Linked DNA regions of Homo sapiens: region 1 is linked to region 2. The links are chromatin contacts, found by Hi-C or POLR2A ChIA-PET in ENCODE. All regions are on one chromosome and are shown on one strand. Each heading gives the region's core, a stretch centred on a gene start or an enhancer-like site at or near the end of the contact. The rest is flanking DNA. Distances are from core to core; before and after follow the strand shown.

What was found. A loop is a pair of places that touch in the nucleus more often than their neighbours do. ChIA-PET counts read pairs that join two places held with the same protein, here RNA polymerase II (POLR2A). Pooled maps may share reads with other maps.
Region 1: a loop to region 2 is called in a pooled map, with 2.9 times the contacts of the local background. The contact joins the enhancer-like site here to the promoter of FUZ in region 2. A Hi-C loop is called at or near these places in 2 of 50 pooled maps. POLR2A ChIA-PET finds 5 or more read pairs at or near these places in 4 of 52 experiments (BJ, PC-9, activated CD4-positive, alpha-beta T cell and 1 more).

What each region holds. Positions count from the first base shown.
Region 1 is chr19:50,002,141-50,008,363 of GRCh38, forward strand. It overlaps VRK3 (VRK serine/threonine kinase 3), which reads right to left. Exons shown (of 15, transcript NM_016440.4): 5 at 5,429-5,686. Among named protein-coding and RNA genes, the nearest start is that of VRK3, 20 kb to the right of the region's middle. RefSeq lists a silencer at 2,010-2,069. Within about 2 kb of position 1,956, at least 12 of the 41 ENCODE cell types and tissues checked have a DNase peak (open chromatin) inside an H3K27ac peak, as active enhancers do; they include PC-9, where a contact is called at or near this core.
Region 2 is chr19:49,812,011-49,817,997 of GRCh38, forward strand. It overlaps FUZ (fuzzy planar cell polarity protein), which reads right to left and starts at 1,282. Exons shown (of 11, transcript NM_025129.5): 1 at 986-1,282; 2 at 605-726; 3 at 241-325. The coding sequence starts at 1,096. RefSeq lists enhancers at 1,153-1,959, 1,346-1,585, 1,796-1,845, 5,838-5,987.

The DNA of each region.
Region 1 (6,223 bases), core at 706-3,205, 190 kb after region 2:
TCACGCTGGTGTCCCTCCTTCCTCTGTTCTCATCGTTCCCACTCTCCCTTCATCATCGAGGCTGGTATCGTCTAAGACACTGAGCTGAGGGATGGGGGGTGACAAAGTCACCCAGAAGCCATCCTTGCCCTCAAGAAGCTCCAGCTGGAACAGGGTTGGGAGCCAGCTCTACACGTTCAAGGCCAAGGGTGCTCTGAGCCCAGGGGAAGAGAGGGAGACGTATGCAGGACCCGCATCTCGGGGAAAGAAAAATCCTTTCCAGCTGTGGGGAGAGCACTGGGGGGATCATGCTGGAGCAGGCTGTGACATCATGACCAAGCATCCGCCCAGCTCTGGAACCCAGGCATAGTAACAGTGCCTGTCTCTCAGAGGCACCATGAGGTTAATGACAATGCGTACGTGCCCGGTACTCAGAGGCAAGCAGGAAAAGCTGGCAATTTGATACAATTTTATAATCTGCTTTGCAGATTATAAAAAGCTTTTCTCTTTCACTTTTCTAACTGGCCCTGCAGCCAACAGCCTGGAAAGCTAGCTGGGCAATTTTCATTGTAGAGGGAGCCAAGGGAGGCCAGAAGGGAAAAGGGGCTTGGCCAAGGGCCCCAGCAGAGACAGGCCACAAGCCCAGGGCTCTAGACTCTGTGATCTAGGGTGGCAGATCCAGGTTTCTGCTTGCCGGAAACCTGACAAATGGAAAGTCTCTACATGTGCCAAATGAAGACCAGGGCGTGGCATGCAGGCAGGTGAGCACCTCCCCTTCCCAAAGGTCAGCTGGTCCTGAACTTGGAGCAGGAGCACTGTTCTGGGACCCATCCTGACCCTAACACCAGAAAGCACATATACGGCAGTGGCCGTTTTCCCGGCATCACTCTACTCATTTCACTCTCCTGACTGCAGCCCTGTGAGGGCAGTAGCATTACCATCTCCCCTCTGCAGATGAAGAAACTGAGGCACAGGGTCATGCTGTCATTCGAAAGGTCAAGCGACAAGCGGCAAGCAGAGGCAGCCCAGCCCACCACTGAGCTCCAGGGTGCCCCATGCCTTCCACCTCCCCAGGCCCTGCTGGGGACCCTGACTGACTTCTCCCCTCCGGCCTCCAGAAGGAATCAGCAGAGCCAACACCTAAACTTCGTACCCAGTGATTTTGGACTTCTGGCCTCCAGAGCTGTAGGAGAATAAGCATGTGCTGTGTTAAACCACTCACTGTGGTAACTTGTTACAGCGGCCACAGGAAACTAACACAAGCCCCACCTTTCATCTGCAAAGGCAGAAGCTGCAGAGGGCAGCGTGGGCCCGACCCTGAGCTGCTGCTCACGGGCAGCTCTCCCAAGTGCACCGCAGTGAGCAGCCGCACGGATTCATGTGACTGATGACGGATGGTGGTTCTCCCCTATAGCTCAGCGAGGCCCGGGATATATGACATTATAGTTCAGTACTGGACAGAGACACAAGAGTTAATAAAATGCTTAGAGCATGGCGCAGAGAGTGGGGTAAAGTGTCCACTGCTCGAATAACCATAACGATTCAGCTTGTTCTTGTTGTTTTACTGTTATTGCTTTAAATTACGGGACATACAACTCCACCATCTCTTCTTGACTGGTGCAAACTGGCAGAAGAAAAGGGCGATTTGCTCTGGGGCGATGTCACCCAATGGTGGTGTGTCCCCAAATGCAAGCTCCGCATCAGCAGGGCCTTCACCAGCCCCGCTCTCCCTGCACTGTCTGTGCTGGCACCGCGGCCAGACACATGAAATGGTAGGTGCTGCTTAAGGATCCACTGAGCAACCGGGCACAGTGCTCACGCCTATAATCCCAACACTTTGGGAGGCAGAGGCAGGAGGATGGCTTGAGGCCAAGAGTTTGAGACCAGCCTGGCCAACATAGTGAGATCGTCTCTACTTTAAAAAATAAATAAATAAAGGGACTGCTGAAGGAATGGATGACTCACACAGGCTGGGCACTGGGGTTTGCTATTTTTATCAAACAACCTGAGTCATATAAGGGAAAACCAAAACCACATTGGCCCAGAGTAGCTCCTCCTGTGCTTCCACTGTGGGTTTCTGGGGGAGGTCAAGCGTGGTTTCTTCTCTCAGGAGCTCCTGGCTCTGTGTGTTTTCCTCTCCTTCTCCCTCTTCCTTCCCCGCCCTCCTGCCCTCTCCCCACCCTGCTCTCTCACCTCAATCTCTTTCTTACTGTTGGTTTTCATCCTTCTCCCTTTCTCCTCCCTCTGTGCTCCTCGGCCCCTCATTCCTTCTCATCATGATCCCTTCTCGCTCTTTCTCCCTGCCCTCTCCTTCTCCTTTCTCTCCCTTTCTTGGGAGAAGCCAGAGTGCCTGCGTTCAAATCCCAGCTCTACTACTTCCAGGCTGTGTGCCCTTGGGCAAGTAGCTTCCTCTCTCTGTACCCCAGTTGCAGGATGGGGTAATATGGGTGCCTATCTCACAGTGTGGCTGGCAGCATTACATGGGTAAGACACAGAGAGTTCCCAAAGTGTCTGGCATGGGATCCTGCCTGTAATCCCAGCACTTTAGGAGGCTGAGGCGGGAGGATCGCTTGAGCCCAGGAGTTTGGGACCAGCCTGGGCAACACAGTGAGACTGTCTCTATTTAAAAAAAATTAAAAAATTAGCCTGGCGTGGTGGCGCCTGCCTGTAGTCCAAGCTACTCGGGAGGCTGAGGGGGGAGAATCACTTGAGCCTGGGAGGTTGAGGCTGCAGTGAGCCGTGATTGCACAACCGCACTCCAGCCTGGGTGATGGAGCGAGACTCCATCTCTTAAAAATAAAAGTGCTGGCACAGGTGAGTGCTCCCTAGGTGTTAGCCACGGCCCTCTTTCTCTTGCTCCTGCTTGGTCTTGGTCACACTCTTTCCCCTCTCCCTCACCTTTCCTGGCCCTGCCTATCTGTCCCTCTGTTATTAACACTGCCTACCTCTGCCTGGGAAGGACCCTGTACAGTTTTCCAAGTGCTTGGCCTCCATCTCCTATCATCATTTGAGCCAACAGCCCCAGGAGACAGGGGACAAGGCGTCATCTCACTTTTCCAGTGGAGGACATCAAGGCACAGAGTGCCTGGGCTGTTTGCTGGGGCTCCCTCAGTGTGTCGGAGCCAAGTCAGGACTCAGATTCGGGGCTGTCTGAAACACCAGCTGTCCTGCCCACCTGCCCAGACTTCAAGGCAGGGATGGCCAACGGAAGGCTCAAAATTGTCTACGTGCCTGTCTGGCCAGCAGGCACTTCCAATTCAAAGATTTCCTATTGAAATCTAGGTTTCAAGCTTTTCCTGGAAAACTTGGAAGATTCTGGAGCCCAGAGCCTAATAATTCACATCTCTGGGATCCATGTTCCTCATGTATAAAATGGGGATAGGGATAGTACTGACATCCTAAGGCTGCGGTGAGAATTTAGCAAACCTCTGCCCATCAAATAACTTGTAAGCAAATATTCATGGCAGCGTTACTCATAACAGCCCAAAGCGGAAACTACCCAAACGCCCATCAGCTGCTAAGTGGCTAAGCCACATGGGGTGTTCCCATACAGCAGAATATCACGCAGCCATAAAAGGAGTGCGGCAGTGACGCGCCACAGCATGGATGCACCTTGAGCACACGCCGCTGGGTGAGGGATGCCAGACACAAGAGGCCACACAGCGCAGGACTCCACTTCTGTGAACACCCAGAAGGGGCAAATCCACGGAGGGAGAAAGGCGGTTAGTGGCTGCCAGTGGACTGGGGGAAGAATCAGAGTGATGGCTCAGAACTACTGGGTTTCTTTTTGGGGTGACAGAAACGTCCTGGAATTAGATAGTGACGATGGTTGCATAACACTCTGAATATCCTGAAGGCCACTCAGTTGCACCCTTTAAAAGAATGAATTTTCGTGGTGGCTCATGCCTGTAATCCCAGCACTTTGGGAGGCTGAGGTAGGTGGATCACTTGAGGTCAGCTGTTCGAGACCAGCCTGGCCAACATGGTAACACCCTGTCTCTACTAAAAATACAAAAAATAAAAATAAAAAAATAAAAAAATTTAGCCCGGTGTGGTGGCATGCGCTTGTAATCTCAGCTACTTGAGAGGCTGAGGCAGGAGAATCGCTTGAACCTAGGAGGTGGAGGTTGTTAAAAGCCGAGATCGTGCCACTGCACTCCAGCCTGGGTGACAGAGCAAGACTCTCTCTCAAAAAAATAAAAAATAATAAATAATAATAATAAAAGAATAACTTTTTGTTTGACATGGAGTCTCACTGAATAATTTTTTTTTTTGAGACGGAGTCTCGCTCTGTCACCCAGGATGGAGTGCAGTGGTGCAACCTCGGCTCACTGCAAGCTCTGCCTCCCGGGTTCACGCCATTCTCCTGCCTCAGCCTCCCAAGTAGCTGGGACTACAGGTGCCAGCCACCACACCCGGCTAATTTTTTGTATTTTTAGTAGAGACAGGGTTTCACCGCGTTAGCCAGGATGGTCTCGATCTCCTGACCTCGTGATCCGCCTGTCTCGGCCTCCCAAAGTGCTGGGATTACAGGCGTGAGCCACCGCGCCTGGCCAATAAAAGAATAACTTTTATGTGAGTTTTATCTCAATTAAAAAGTTCCAAAAAGAAAAGAAAGGAAAAGAAAAACCCATGTAAAGTGCTTAGAACAGGCCTGGCCTTGCAGAAGCACTCAATATTTATTACAGTTAATACTAATACTACTGCCATAATTATTTTCCTCATTGTAACAGAGTCTGAGCTTTTCAGCCTTGTGCCTCCCTCCTCCCCTTCCATCCCACACCTGGGTGAGCGGATGAGCAAGCTTGGGTGCTCCCTCCTTTGGGGTGTGCATCCACGAGACTCAAACCATGCATGGTGTTGGCCCCTGTGCAGAAACCCTGAGCCCAGCCCCACCCCCAAGCACGATGAAACACCTGACCAGTCTCCTTTCCTCACTCTCAAGGCATCTCAGATCTGTGTGGGAGGCCTGCCTGCTCTCCACAGAGACCCCTATTATGTAAGCAATAAACCTCTCACATCCTCTTGGTGTGTGTGTGACATCATCAGTCTCGATGTTTGAACCAAATTTTACGTGGGGATCCATCCTCTCTCTGCACACTGGCCAGAACAACCATCCTTAACATGCAGCCCCTGGGCCTGCACTCCCACGTGACAATAGCAGGTAGCAGGTGGGGTGAGGAGGGGCACACTTCACACAGGGCACATGCCAACTGGCCGCAGTCCCCGCCACTCCCAACTGCCTTACTCCAGCCTGCTGCACTCATTCCCACTATTGCCCGGCCCTGCAGGTGGGTAGGTATAGAGTCCAAGGTCTAAGAGAAAGTTGCCTAGCGACAGGTCTGCAGCTAGGGATGTGGCTTCCATTCCCATTCTCAGAACGGGGTCCCCTCCCACTGTCCTGGTGCTGAGACGACCCAGTCCCTGGCCGCCCATGGACAGAGTGTACCTTCATAGAGAATGCCCTGGTTGTCCCTGGTCTGGAAGGACTTCAGCTTCCACTGTCGCCCACTCTTGTCTGTCAGCACTGTCCCTGTGGGCAAAGCTTCAAGTGAGGTGGTCACTCGGCTCCGCTTCAGCGTCTGAGGGCTCTGCCTGGTCTTCTGAGGGCTACAGCTGGTCTTCTGAGGGCTACCCCTGGTCACCTGAGGGCTCTTCCTGGTCTTCTGAGGGCTGCTTTTGGGGGTTGGGGGTCTGCTCCCGGAGCCTGCAGGAGGATGTAAGAATAAAGTAAAAGCACCATCCAGGAGAGAAAAGTTAGATGGGGAGTGAAACAGCACGCAAAATACTGTTCCTTTACAAATTCGTTCATTCAACAAACATTTCCTGGGACCTTCTATGAGTCAGGCCTTTGTGTGATGATGTTGGGGCACCAGATAGGAGTCGGACCTGCATCCTTCCCTCAGGAGTGCCCAGTTTGGTGGGCAAGTCTGCTCTAGACACAGCTAGTCAGATGCGGGTCTGAGACAGGGCAGTACAGACAGATATTAGGGCCCAAAAGAGAAAGAGATCCTGCCTGGAGAAGTCAGGGTAGGCTTCCTGGAGGAAGGGATGTTAGAGTTGGATCTTGTTGGATGAGGAGAAGTTTGCCAGGGAATAAAGGACATTCTAGACATTTACCCAAAAACATCCTGAAAAAGGACTCAGTCCTGAGATAGAAAAGGGCCAAAAAATTTGTTAGACCAAAGCCCTGCCCTAGAAGGGCTCCTAGCCTGGCAAGAGAATGGGGTGGGTGTGGTGGGAG
Region 2 (5,987 bases), core at 32-2,531:
GGCACGAGAATCGCTTGAACCTGGGAGGCAGAGGTTGCAGTGAGCCGAGATCAAGCCACTGCACTCCAGCCTGGGCAACAGAGCGAGACTCCGTCTCAAAACAAAACAAACAAACAAACAAAAGATTCCTGGGTTCTGAGGAAGGAAGTGTTGGTGGTCTGCACTCCTAGGTCTGAGGGAAAAGGATGCTGAGATCTCAGATTCCTGGTCTGGGGAGAAAAGAGGACTGGTGAGTCTCACCATGGCTCCAAACACCATTTGGAGTAGTCTCTCCAGCCTCAGCTCAGAGATGCCCACCTCAGATGACAGAACAATGAGGGTGATGCTGTGGAATGGAAGTGAGAAGAATGAGTCAAGGCCTGGGGAATCAGGAAGGGGTATGTTGGAGTCCGCCCATTGATCCTAGAACACCAGATACATCCTCTCTCAGACCAACCTGCCTTTCTTATAGAGAACATCAGGGATCAAAGAGGGTAACTGGCTTGCTAAAGATCCCATAGCCAAATTAACAGCTGCTTTTAGAGAGCTGGAAGGCCTCCGGGGTCATCTTCAACAGGGACTATCACCCAGGCCCTGTCCCTGTCCCACGTTCCCTCCTGGGGACCTGTCATGGAAGCTTTTCCACACCACAGTCGTGTTCTCGGTCCTCGCAGAGCTCAGCTGCACCTCCAGATTCTGCCCAAACATGTGGACTCCATTGAGGGAACCGATGACAGAGAACGGGAGCTAAGGAGGGGTTAGGGACATCAGACAAGAGCACCCCCCCATCCCCTTCCCCCTTAGGACCCAAGTGTGCCAGCTCCCAGCCCCATCCTCTTTCCATATGACCTGGCAGTGCCTCTTTGGGGAACCAGGCTTATTGGTCCATTGCCTCCTCGGTCCTACAAATTCAACACTGAAACTTCCCCAGCCCCTACTGCCTTGAAGACCCAGAGTCAAAACACCGAACCCCCTTCGGTTTAGATACAGGCGTCCAAGGCCCCACCTGCTGACGGGCGGGGGCGCCGCCGCGACTGCTCCTGCAGAATAGGGGGACCCCGCTGGAGGCCGCGAGGCACAGCAGATGCACAGTGCCGCCCGTCCCCTCCTCCCCCATTTAGGACTCCCACCGCGGTCCCTCACGTGGGGACTGTCAGTGCGGGTCTTGGAGCATGGCGGTAATCAGAGTAACTCGGCCTGTGGTCCGGAGCCGCCAGAGGGCGAGATGGGGAGCTGATTGGAAGAGGATTAACTTCCCGCCTTCTTCACCCAACTCAAACAGACCCTCAAACCCTATTCAGGCACCTCCCCCAAACCCATTAGGTTCTCTTCCGCCCTAGCCGGAAGTCACGGTACCCCTAACAAAGATGGCGGCAAATTGAATTTGCAAAGCTTTCTAGTTTCTCCGAGGAGGTAAAGAGAACCAAGAAGCCGGATTGAAGATGATGACTGCGCCAAGGCGTTGCCTAGCCACCATCCTGTAGGCTTTGATGATTTACATTCTAAACGGAAAAAACAGCTGTGCCCGGATCAAAGATTGCGATGGTCCCAAAGCATTGCCTAGCAACCACATTCCCTGTAGGTTTCCAGTATATAGTAGTAAACAATGTGCCCTACTCAAAGATGGCGACCGTGGCGGGGCGTTGCCAAGCAACCACCATTCAGCCTGATATCCATTCCAAGGCTGTAAACAGCTGTGCCCTGCTCAAAGATGGCGGCACGTCGAAGTCCGAGCACCCTCCTTGGGGCGAAATCGAGAAAAACACCATCTCCCCTACAACCTTCGAGGGTGGTTGAGTCCAGCGATCGTTGCCTAGTAACCACTAAAAAAAAGGTTGTTTTTGTTATTAGAAAAAAGAAAACAAGGAAATCCTTTATTTTCCAGAATAATAAAAATAATATCATTTCTGTAATGAATTTATACATGATAGCATACCATGTAAAATGTGAAAAATCCCTTCCCCAATTTTTTTCCTAAAATACAGTTTAACGTAGACTATTCATACGTTTTCACAAAGATGATCAATATACTAACATTTCCACACTTTCTTTTTTGCCATGAAAAAGTATGTCTATTTCATCTTAATAATGTATTTTTATAATCTATTTTATGGATGTGACAAATTGATTTGACCAATTCTGTATTGATGTACATTAGGTTGTTGAACTCCTCCAGACTAGCCAACTAGTGCTGGGACAGCATTTTACTGACTTTTTAAAATGCCCTTATGAATATTTTTATTATTTTACACAGGCAGCATTTACTTGTAATGACAAAAGTATTTATGATTCATTTTTCCCTTCCTCTTCCTTCTTGCAGATCAGCCCATCTTTCTAGCATAATTTTTAATTTTCCTACTTCCTAAAGTACATCTTTTTCTCTTTTTTTTTTTTTTGGGAGAGGGGACAGGGTCTCGTTCTGTCGCCCAAGGTGGAGTGCAGTGGAACCATCTCGGCTAACTGCAACCTCCGCCTCCAGGATTCAAGCGATTCTCCTGCCTCAGCCTCCTGAGTAGCTGGGATTACAGGTGTGCCCCCACCACGTCCAGCTAATTTTTGTAGTTTTTGTGGAGACAGGGTGTCGCCATGTTGCCCAAGCTGGTCTCAAACTCTTTGGCTCAAATGATCCACCCACCTCAGCCTCTCAAAGTGCTGGGACTACAGGCAGGAGCCACCATGCCTGGCCTAGGTACCATTTTAATCTTCCTTCTTGCCTATTGATATTTTTTTTCCTTTCTCTGGATTACTTTTATCTTCCTTACAACTTTATTAAAATGTTAGTTACACAGGCATAAAAGAGGGGGCTGCTCTAGATGAAAAGAAACTTGAGACATAATGTCTAAATATGTGTGTGGTCTTTGTTTGGATCCTGATACAAATAAACCAACTGTAAAAACACATTTTGAGACAATTGGAACGTTTGATTACACACTTACTGTTGGATGATACTAAGAAGTTAATTTTGTTACAGGTAACAATGGCATACTAGTAATGTAAGAAAGTGTTCATAAAATTGGAAAGATGCCTGCCAAGCACACAGGAGTAAAATCATATGATTGTATGGATTTGAAGGCTTCAGCAGGCCAGGCGCGGCGGCTTACGCCTGTAATCCCAGCACTTTGGGAGGCCAAGGTGGGCGGGTCACCTGAGGTCTGGAGTTCGAGACCAGCCTGACCAACATGGAGAAACCCCGGCTCTACTAAAAATACAAAATTAGCTGGGCGTGGTGGCGCATGCCTGTAAACTCAGCTACTCGGGAGGCTGAGGCAGGATAATCGCTTGAACCCAGGAGGTGGAGGCTGCCGTGAGCCGAGACTGTGCCATTGCACTGCAGCCTGGGCAACAAGAACAAAACTCCATCTCAAAAAAAAAAAAAAAAAAAAAGCTTCAGCAAATGAGACTGTCTCAAAAAAAAAAGGGCTTCCGCAGGCTCACTGCCTATAATCCGGGCACTCTAGGAGGCCAAAACGGGTGGATCACCTGAGGTCAGGAGTTTGAGACCAGCCTGGCCAACATGGTAAAACCCTGTCTCTAACAAAAATACAAAAATTTGCCTGCGAGGTGGCACACACCTGTAGTCCCAGCTACTGGGGAGGCAGAGGCAGGAGAATCGGTGGAACCAGGGAGGCAGAGGCTGCAGCGAGCCGACACTGCGCCACTGCACTCCAGTCTGGGCGACAGAGCGAGATTTTGTCAAAAAAAAAATAATAAAATAAAAAAAAATAAAAATAAAAATAAAAGATAAAAGAAAAATAGAAACCCAATAAAAAATAATTTTAAATGATAAAGGTAAAAACCTTTATCATTAGGCTTTCTGTAAGTACTTTTCAATTGGTGATTATTATTATTATTATTACTTTTTTTTTTTTGAGACAGCGCCTCGCTCCGTCCCCCAGGCTGGAGTGCAGTGGCGCGATCTCTGTTCACTGCAAGCTCCGCCTTCCGGGTTCACGCCATTCTCCTGCCTCAGCCTCCGGAGTAGCTGGGACTACAGGCGCCCGCCACCACGCCCCGCTAATTTTTTTTTTTTTTTTTTTGGATTTTCAGTAGAGACGGGGTTTCACCGTGTTAGCAAGGATGGTCTCGATCTCCTGACCTCGTGATCTGCCCGCCTTGGCCTCCCAAAGTGCTGGGATTGCAAGCATGAGCCACTGCGCCCGGCCTGTTTTTTTTGTTTTTTTTGTTTTTTTTTTGAGACAGTCTCGCTCTGTCGCCCAGGCTGGAGTGCAGTGGCGTGATCTCGGCTCACTGCAACCTCTGCCTCCCGGGTTCAAGCGATTCTCCTTGCCTCAGCCTCTCGAGTTGCTGGGATTACAGGTGGGCACCACGACGCCCAGTGATACTGACCTCGTGATGCGCCCGCCTCTACCTCCCAAAGTGCTGGAATTACAGGCATGAGCCATCTCGCCCGGCCGAAGATTATGTTTTAAAATATTTACTGGCCATTCAAAATTTTGTGTGTGTGTTTGTGTGAAACTAGTCAGGTTTCTTTTTATTTATTTATTTTTATTTTTTTTGAGACGGAGTCTAACTCTGCCGCCCAGGCTGGAATGCAGTGGCACAATCTCAGTTGACTGCAACCTCCGCCTCCCGGGTTCAGGAGAATCTCCTGACTCAGCCTCCCAAGTAGCTGGGATTACAGACGCCCACCAGGACGGCTAATTTTTTTATTTTTAGTAGTTAGAAGGAGTTTCACCATGTTGGCCAGGCTGGTCTTGAACCCCTTACCTCGGGTGATCTGCCCGCCTTGGCCTCCCAAAGTGCTGGGATTACAAGCGTGAGCCACGGCGTCCGGCCCTGGTCAGGTTTCTTTCTATTAAAACAAATATAAAGTGGCAGGGCACGATGGCTAACACCTGGGATCGCTTTAGCCGAGGAGTTTGAGACACGCCAGAGCAACACAGTGAGACCCCATCTCTACAAAAAATTTAAAAATTAGCTGGAAGTGGTAGTGCGCGGCTGTGGTCCCAGCTGCTCCACAGGCTGAAGAGTGGCTCCAGTGCGAGTAGAGGCTGCCGTGAGCCAAGATTGGGCCACTGCACTTCAACCTGCACAACAGAAAGAGACCCTGCCTCAAAAAATAAAAATTAAAATTAAAAGATAATAGTAATGAAGTGTTTCTATTTTTCTATATTGTTATTCATCAGTAAGATTTATTTGCGTAGTACATTTCTGTCAACAAACACGCTAGAAAGATTTTCCCAGTTGGCCGTATATTTTTCAACTTGGTTTATACAGTCTTTTGGGAAAAATTAATGAAGACTACGTTTTCTAACTTTGCTGTAGTGCTAAGAAACTCCATGGCAGTCATTAAGATTTTTTCCCTTCAGATAGTTTTCGGGTTTCATTTGTTGCACTTACATTTTTAATCCACCTGGAATGTATTTACGTTCTAAGCCAGTTTCTGGCTCCTCTCCCAGAAAACAACGCTCAGGTGTTGCTTAGCAACCCGCACTTGGTTTGGTGTTCGGCTTCTTTTCGGGGGGGAAAACAACTGCCCTCCCTTCCAAGTTGAGGACGACCTTAAAGCGTCGCCTAGTAACCTCGTTTCCGCCGATGTGATTGGATCCTTCTCGCGTCCCTCCCCTAGTCCCCACGCCCGAAAGAACAGAACCAGAAACTTAATCTAACGGTTACAAAACAAGGGCAGCGGGCCCGGCGCGGTGGCTCACGCCTGTAATCTCAGCACTTTGGGAAGCCAAGGCGGGCGAATCACTTGAGGTCAGGAGTTCGAGAACAGCCTGGCCCACAGGGTGAAACTCTTTCTCTACTAAAAATACAAAAATTAGCGGGGCGTGGTTGCGGGCACCTGTAATCCCAGCTACTCGGGAGGCTGAGGCAGGAGAATCGCTTGAACCCGGGAAGCGGAGGTTGTAGTGAGCCGAGATCGCGCCACTGCACTCCAGCCTGGGCGACAGGGCGAGACTCCCGTTTCGAAAAAACAAACAAACAAAAAACAAAACACAAAAACGAAAACAAGGGCAGCGTACGCGTTGCATAGCAACCAG